2 separate regions of the Homo sapiens genome follow, and region 1 is linked to region 2. Evidence: chromatin loops called from intact Hi-C (ENCODE). Cell type or tissue: PC-3. All regions are shown on one strand. Links, peaks and the distances in the headings refer to the core of each region. The heading gives the core; the rest is flanking DNA.

What was found. A loop is a pair of places that touch in the nucleus more often than their neighbours do. Peaks named below come from ENCODE experiments on the same cell type or tissue, not always from the same donor. Only the 100,000 strongest peaks of a DNase experiment are listed, where the experiment ranks them.
Region 1: it touches region 2 in a loop (3-fold over the local background); 11 of 110 quality-filtered maps call a loop at or near these places.

Annotation. Positions count from the first base shown.
Region 1 is chr20:63,181,987-63,184,894 of GRCh38, reverse strand. No RefSeq gene overlaps it. Among named protein-coding and RNA genes, the nearest start is that of MIR124-3, 4.9 kb to the right of the region's middle. In PC-3, for the core only: CTCF peaks have their summits at 1,152 and 1,372 (motif pointing left); a DNase peak (open chromatin) is centred at 1,364.
Region 2 is chr20:63,229,486-63,232,393 of GRCh38, reverse strand. No RefSeq gene overlaps it. Among named protein-coding and RNA genes, the nearest start is that of BIRC7, 5.0 kb to the left of the region's middle. RefSeq lists enhancers at 1-651, 725-1,494. In PC-3, for the core only: CTCF peaks have their summits at 1,141 and 1,342 (motif pointing right); no DNase peak of the experiment used is centred there; H3K27ac peaks cover 507 bases.

The sequences.
Region 1 (2,908 bases), core at 110-2,609, 47 kb after region 2:
CCCTTGGGAAGGATCCGCCTTCTGCTCTGTCTGGGTGCAAGCCACAGCACCTCCTCAGGTCTGTAATTCTTGGGGGGTCTGCACATGAGGAAAGGTGGGGTTTGGCTGGAAATGGGCTTTTCTGTGGGCTGTTTGGTCCTTAGGCTCTTGGGACATCTCCAGCCTTTTGGCAGGTGGGCTCTGACAGGGGGTGCCACTCTCCCAGGGTAGCCACTATGTCTTCTAAGCAGGACTACCTGCCCCCAGCAGATTCTGCACTTCTCTGGGTGTGAAGTCACGGAAATACCTTTTGGGGGCCAAGACAGGGGTATTCTCTAGACATTTGGGAAGACTTGTGGGGAAGGGACACTGGAGACTGTCCAAGGTTAGCTGGTTCAGGGGCTGCTTAGGTGGTGATGACCAGGGCCTCTGTGGCCAGAGGAGGGCTGTCCTTATGTGGAGTCGGGGACCTGAGCATCACCAGGCTGATATGGCACTGAGGCCCTGTAGCTTCCCCTCCTGTGTCCTCAGCATGCAGTCACCCTCCTAGAAGTATATGGGTCTATGGAGTGACCTTTGGGTGGCCACAGTTCAGTGGATCTGCATCTCTCCCACATCCCCACTGCTTCAAAGAACTGAAAACAGGACCAGCCAGAGGGAGTTTAAATGGCCCCACTCTGCAGGGTCCATGGTGATGGTGCTCCTGCCACTGCTGCTACTGATGATAACAATGATGATGGTGGCAATGGTTATGTTGATGGTGGTGATGTTACTGATGATAATGGTGGTGATGGTACTGATGGTGGCAGTAATTATGGTGATGATGACCGCTGACATTTACTGAACGAACATGTCTAAACTTACCCTCCAGCTTCCAGAAGGGAAGCACAGAGCGGTGAAGTCTTGACTCCAGGAGTCTGAGACATGCCCTTGTGTCCTTGTACCAATGGCTGAGGGGGCCCCGCCTTCCCACCCACTGTGACCAGGATGCTCCCGCTCTGTTCCAGACTCTGTTCCAGGTGGGTTCCAGGCAGAGCCCAGACTACCCTCTCTACCCATGGAGGTCCTGTCCCTGCAGGCCCACCTGGACCTTGGTGGTGCTTGTGGCACCATTCCTAGGAAGGGCTCAGAAATATCTGTTGAATGAACGAATGAATGAACAAAGAGCATCCTGATGTGCAAGGGCCCCCGTGTGTCCCTCCTCCCCTGGTCTGAGGTGTGTGGGGCAAAGGGCAGTCTCCCCGTGGGGAGGGGCCTGCCTCTACACATTGCTCATGCAGACGGCATTCGTGTCTGTGCAATGCTCCAGGTCCTTCTGGGGCCTGATTCTGCCAGGGGTCTCCCCATTCCTGTCCAGGTGCAGGATCCTGTGGCAGCTCCAGGGCGCCCTCACGTGGTAAGTACAGGCACCTGCAGGAGGGCCTGGCCACACATACCGAGGTAGCCAAGAGGTGTGTTGGGGAGTTCTGCCTGTGCCCCTAGGTGGATGGTTGTGTGCCACATGGTTGTACTTTGAGACTTTACCTCAGCTTGGTCTGTGTGCTGCGTGGACATCTCCATCCTGTCCCTGCAGAGACGTGCCCACTATGGAGCACTGACCCTATGTGCTGTGTGTGTGGACTGGGTGCAGCCTGGGCCTGGAAGCCTGGTCCCCAGCCTGGTCTTGGTCGTTTGTTCGTGTGGGGCTCAGATCCTGCTCACAGGGCTGGACATTCCTGGGGTTGGCCAAGGGTCTGTGTCTCAGCTGGGGCTCTCAGCAGGAGGGTCCAGAGTGGCTGTGCCCTAGCCCAGCCCACATGCCTCCCAAGTGTTCAGAGGTGGTGGCATAAACTTGTGTGGCAGAGCGGCCCCCGGACCAGGCTGGAATGCCCGGCCCACTGGATTCTGGGGCGCCTCTGGCCCATGTTCCCAGCTGGCAGTGACTCGGGGCTGGGGAGCCAGGGAATGAAGGAGCTGCAGAGGCCACAGCATCTCAGGAGCAACCCGACCAGGTCTGCTGAGATCTGCTGAGGATGCAGAGGGGCTGTATGTTTCCATCTGGCTCAGTTTTACCACTCATGGCCCTGAGGAGGGGGCTCAGCTGCCCTCGGCTTTGAGCTGGCCCCCAACCCCATGGCTCCATCAGAGCATCTGTGGAAATGGCTTGTGGTGGGGGAGTCTCCCCTGAAACAGTCCTGTTCCCCAGCACTAGGGCCTATTTCCGCCCCTGTATCCCTGTATTCCTGCTGTGAGTCTTCTGGGTGGTGAGGGCTGCCTTCTGGGATCTGGCCTGGCCAGCTGGGGTGGGGGTTGCAAAGCTGAGAAGAGGAGGGGTGTGGCCATCTCTGTGGCGATCATGGCTTGGCTGATGCTGAGTTCCAGAAAAGGAGCCGGAATGACCTGCGTGTCTCAGCCCTGCAGGGATGAGGATGGCAAGGAGGGGCGGGGGGAGGGGGGCGGGTGCCTGGCCGTGCTCCCCCTGAAACACATCCCCAGCCCCGGGCTGGGCCCCACCCTGGCCTCAGCTTCCCCTGGAGAGCCTCTTCTTGATCTCATTCATGGTGTTGCCACCGGTTACCCCGAGGCAACCGTGGGAGACACTGGCTTTATTTTTCCCCTCTACCAAGGAGGAAATAGAGTGCGGAGGGAACTTGATGCTGGGGCAGGGCACGGTGGCTGAAGACATGGAGCCTGGGCCTCCATCTGGTGAATAACCAGCAGCCTCCGTCAGGCCAGGCCAGAGTCCAGGGTGGAGGAGTGTGGCTATGGCGATGCATTTGAGGGAGGGTCCTGCTTTCTGGTGGTGCATGTGAGGGAGGGTCCTGCTTTCTGGCGGTGCATGTGAGGGAGGGTCCTGCTTTCTGGCGGTGCCCGTGAGGGAGGGTCCTGCTTTCTGGCGGTGCCCGTGAGGGAGGGTCCTGCTTTCTGGCTCTGTGGCAGCCCTGGGGGC
Region 2 (2,908 bases), core at 116-2,615:
ATGTGAACCAGAGCAGCTCCGTGTTGAACGGGAGCTGGGTAAAATGGTAAAATGAGGCTGAGACCCACCGGGCTGCATTCCCAGACGGTGAAGGCATTTTAAGTCGCAGGATGAGACAGGAGGTCAGCACAAAATACAGGTCACAAAGACCTTGCTGATAAAACAGGTCGTGGCAAAGAAGCCGACAAAAACCCACCAAAACCAGGATGGTCACGAGAGTGACCTCTGGACGTCCTCACTCTCCACCAGCGCCAGGACAGTTTACAAATGCCATAGCAACATCAGGAAGTTACCCTAGATGGTCTAAAAAGGGGAGGCATGAATAATCCACCCCTTGTTTAGCGTATCATCAAGAGATAACCAAAAAAGTGGGCAACCAGCAGCCCTCAGGGCTACTCTGACTATGGAGTAGCCATTCTTGATTCCTTTACTTTCCTAAGAAACTTGCTTTCACTTTACAGACTCACCCTGAATTCTTTCTTGCAGGAGATCCAAGAACCCTCTCTTGGGGTCTGGATCCGGACCCCTTTCCTGTAACAAAACTGTCTCCACAGGGCTGACAAGAATTGCATGTCGGGTTCTGGACAGAAATATTATTATAATTAAGCATTAATCAGACTGCACGGTGGCCCGCTTTCTCGCTGCTAAACATCACCACGTTGCCCTCGGTCGTGACCACTGTGTTCCCACAGATGCGATCCCTGATATTACAGTCATGAGGCTTTTGTTGATTCCTTAAGATGTTTTTCAGACCCCAAATTCCAGCAACCAGTTTGAAGACCCTCATGGAGGGATGGGATCCACATGAGAACAGCTTCTTCACTCTGTCCTGTGGCTTCACCCTGCAACCTTCTACTAATCAACCATCTGCACATTTGGCCCACTCCAAAACTCTGGAAAACCCCAGCCTCAAGGCAGGAGGACTGCTTGAACCCAGGAGTGCAAGACCAGCCTGGACAACATAGCGAGGCTCCATCTCCACAAAAAAATTTTAAAAACATAGCTGGGCATGGTGGTGCACAACTGTGGTCCCAGCTACTCAGGAGGCTGAGGCAGCAGGATTATGCGAGCCCAGGAGTTGAAGGCTGCAGGAGTGGTGGGCAGGGAAGTGCTGGCTAGAGGAGGGCATGGTCCCTGGCTAGGGCTCCACGCACAGGCCTGTGCCCACGGACCTAGGTGAGGATAGACACACCCTGCCTTCATGTCCAAATGTTGCATTTCCCAAGACCACCCTGCCCTGCCACGCCCCCATCTGGTGCCTATAGAAACCCTGAGACCTAGCGGGCAGGCACCTAAGCCCTGGACACGGAGAGGAGCCCATTGGCAGAACACACAAGCGGCTGGACGTCGAGAGGCCATCAGGGGGAGCACGCCGGCAGAAGAGCACACTGAGACTCCGGCAGGCGATCAGCTAGTGGAACGATGCAGAGTTTGGTTGGGATGGTTGGAGGAGAGCCCCGGCTGCTGAGCGGCCTGATTCCAGGGGAAAGCCATCTCCCTTCTGGCTCCCCCATCTGCCGAGAGCTACTTCCACTCAATCAAACTTTGCACTCATTCTCCAAGCCCATGTGTGATCTGATTCTTCCGGCACAGCAAGAACCCTGGGATACAGAAAGCCCTCTGTCCTTGCGGTAAGGCAGAGGCCTAACTGAGCTGGTTAACACAAGCCACCTACGGACGGCTAAACTAAGAGAGTGCCCTGTAGCACATGCCCACTGGAGGTTCAGCTGTAAACATTCACCCCTAGAAGCTGCCGTGGGGCTCCCTGCCCATCTATATGCTCCCCTAGGGGTTTGAGCAGCGGGGCCCCAAAGAAGCGAGCCAGTCCCCATCGCAGGCCCTGCAAGGGGACAAGGAAATCTTTGCCATTTCACTATGATTGTGCCCTTGAATTCCAGCGTGGGACTGTCTCAAAAAACAAACAAACAAACACCAAACAGACACCAAACAACAACAACAACAAACCCCAGCCCCAGATTCCTCTGGGAGATGGATTTGAGGTTCCCTCCCAGCAACTTCTTTAGTGACCCTATGATTAACCCCTTCTTTGCTGCAACCCAGCATCTCAGCATACAGACTTGCCGTGTCCATCGGCAGCAAACTATCATAGTTACAAAGAGACAACTGGGGCTAGGAAGGAAGAGAGTTTCCCTCCAGCTGTAGCAGGAGGAGTCATAGACAAAATTCCTCAGACACTGGATTGTGGAAGGAAAGAGCTTTATTCAGCTGGGATCGTCGGCAGACTCACGTCCTAGAAACCGAGCTCTCCGAATAAGTGATTCCTGTCCCTTTTAAGGGCTCACAACTCTAAAGGGGCTGTGGGGGCGGGGGTCGTGATCTATTGAGCAAGCAAGGGGTATGTGACTGGGGGCTGCATGCACCAATGATCAGAACGAAACAGAACAGAACAGGGAGTTTCATGATGCTTTTTTACACAATGTCTGAATCCATAGATAGCACAAGCCCTGAGGTCAGAGGTTGAATTTTAACACCAGGTCTGAAATGTGGTCCCCAGTTGTCTGTGATTTTTCACTTCTGCCAATTCTAACTTCTACTTTTTCAGCAAACAAGAAATTAAGTATAAGACAATATAAGGAATGGTCTCCTCTCTGACAGCTAGATGTCAGCTTGCTTTGGGATTCACTGGGAGGGTCCCAACCAGGACAGTGTGCCAAGCCCTATGCTAAGGCCATCACCCACATTCCCTCACTGATCTCCTCAGTTACCCTTCGAGATGGGCACAGAGCTTATTTCAGAGGTGAGGAAACCGAGGCTCAGAGAGGGGCACAATGAGTTGGCTGAGAGCGGAGATGGAGGGCCAGGAAGCCTGTCCAGGGAGGCAGCGGCAGCCGCTGCCGGGGGAGACATGATCCCCACGCGTGGGGTGGGGCCGCAGGAGGGCGATGGC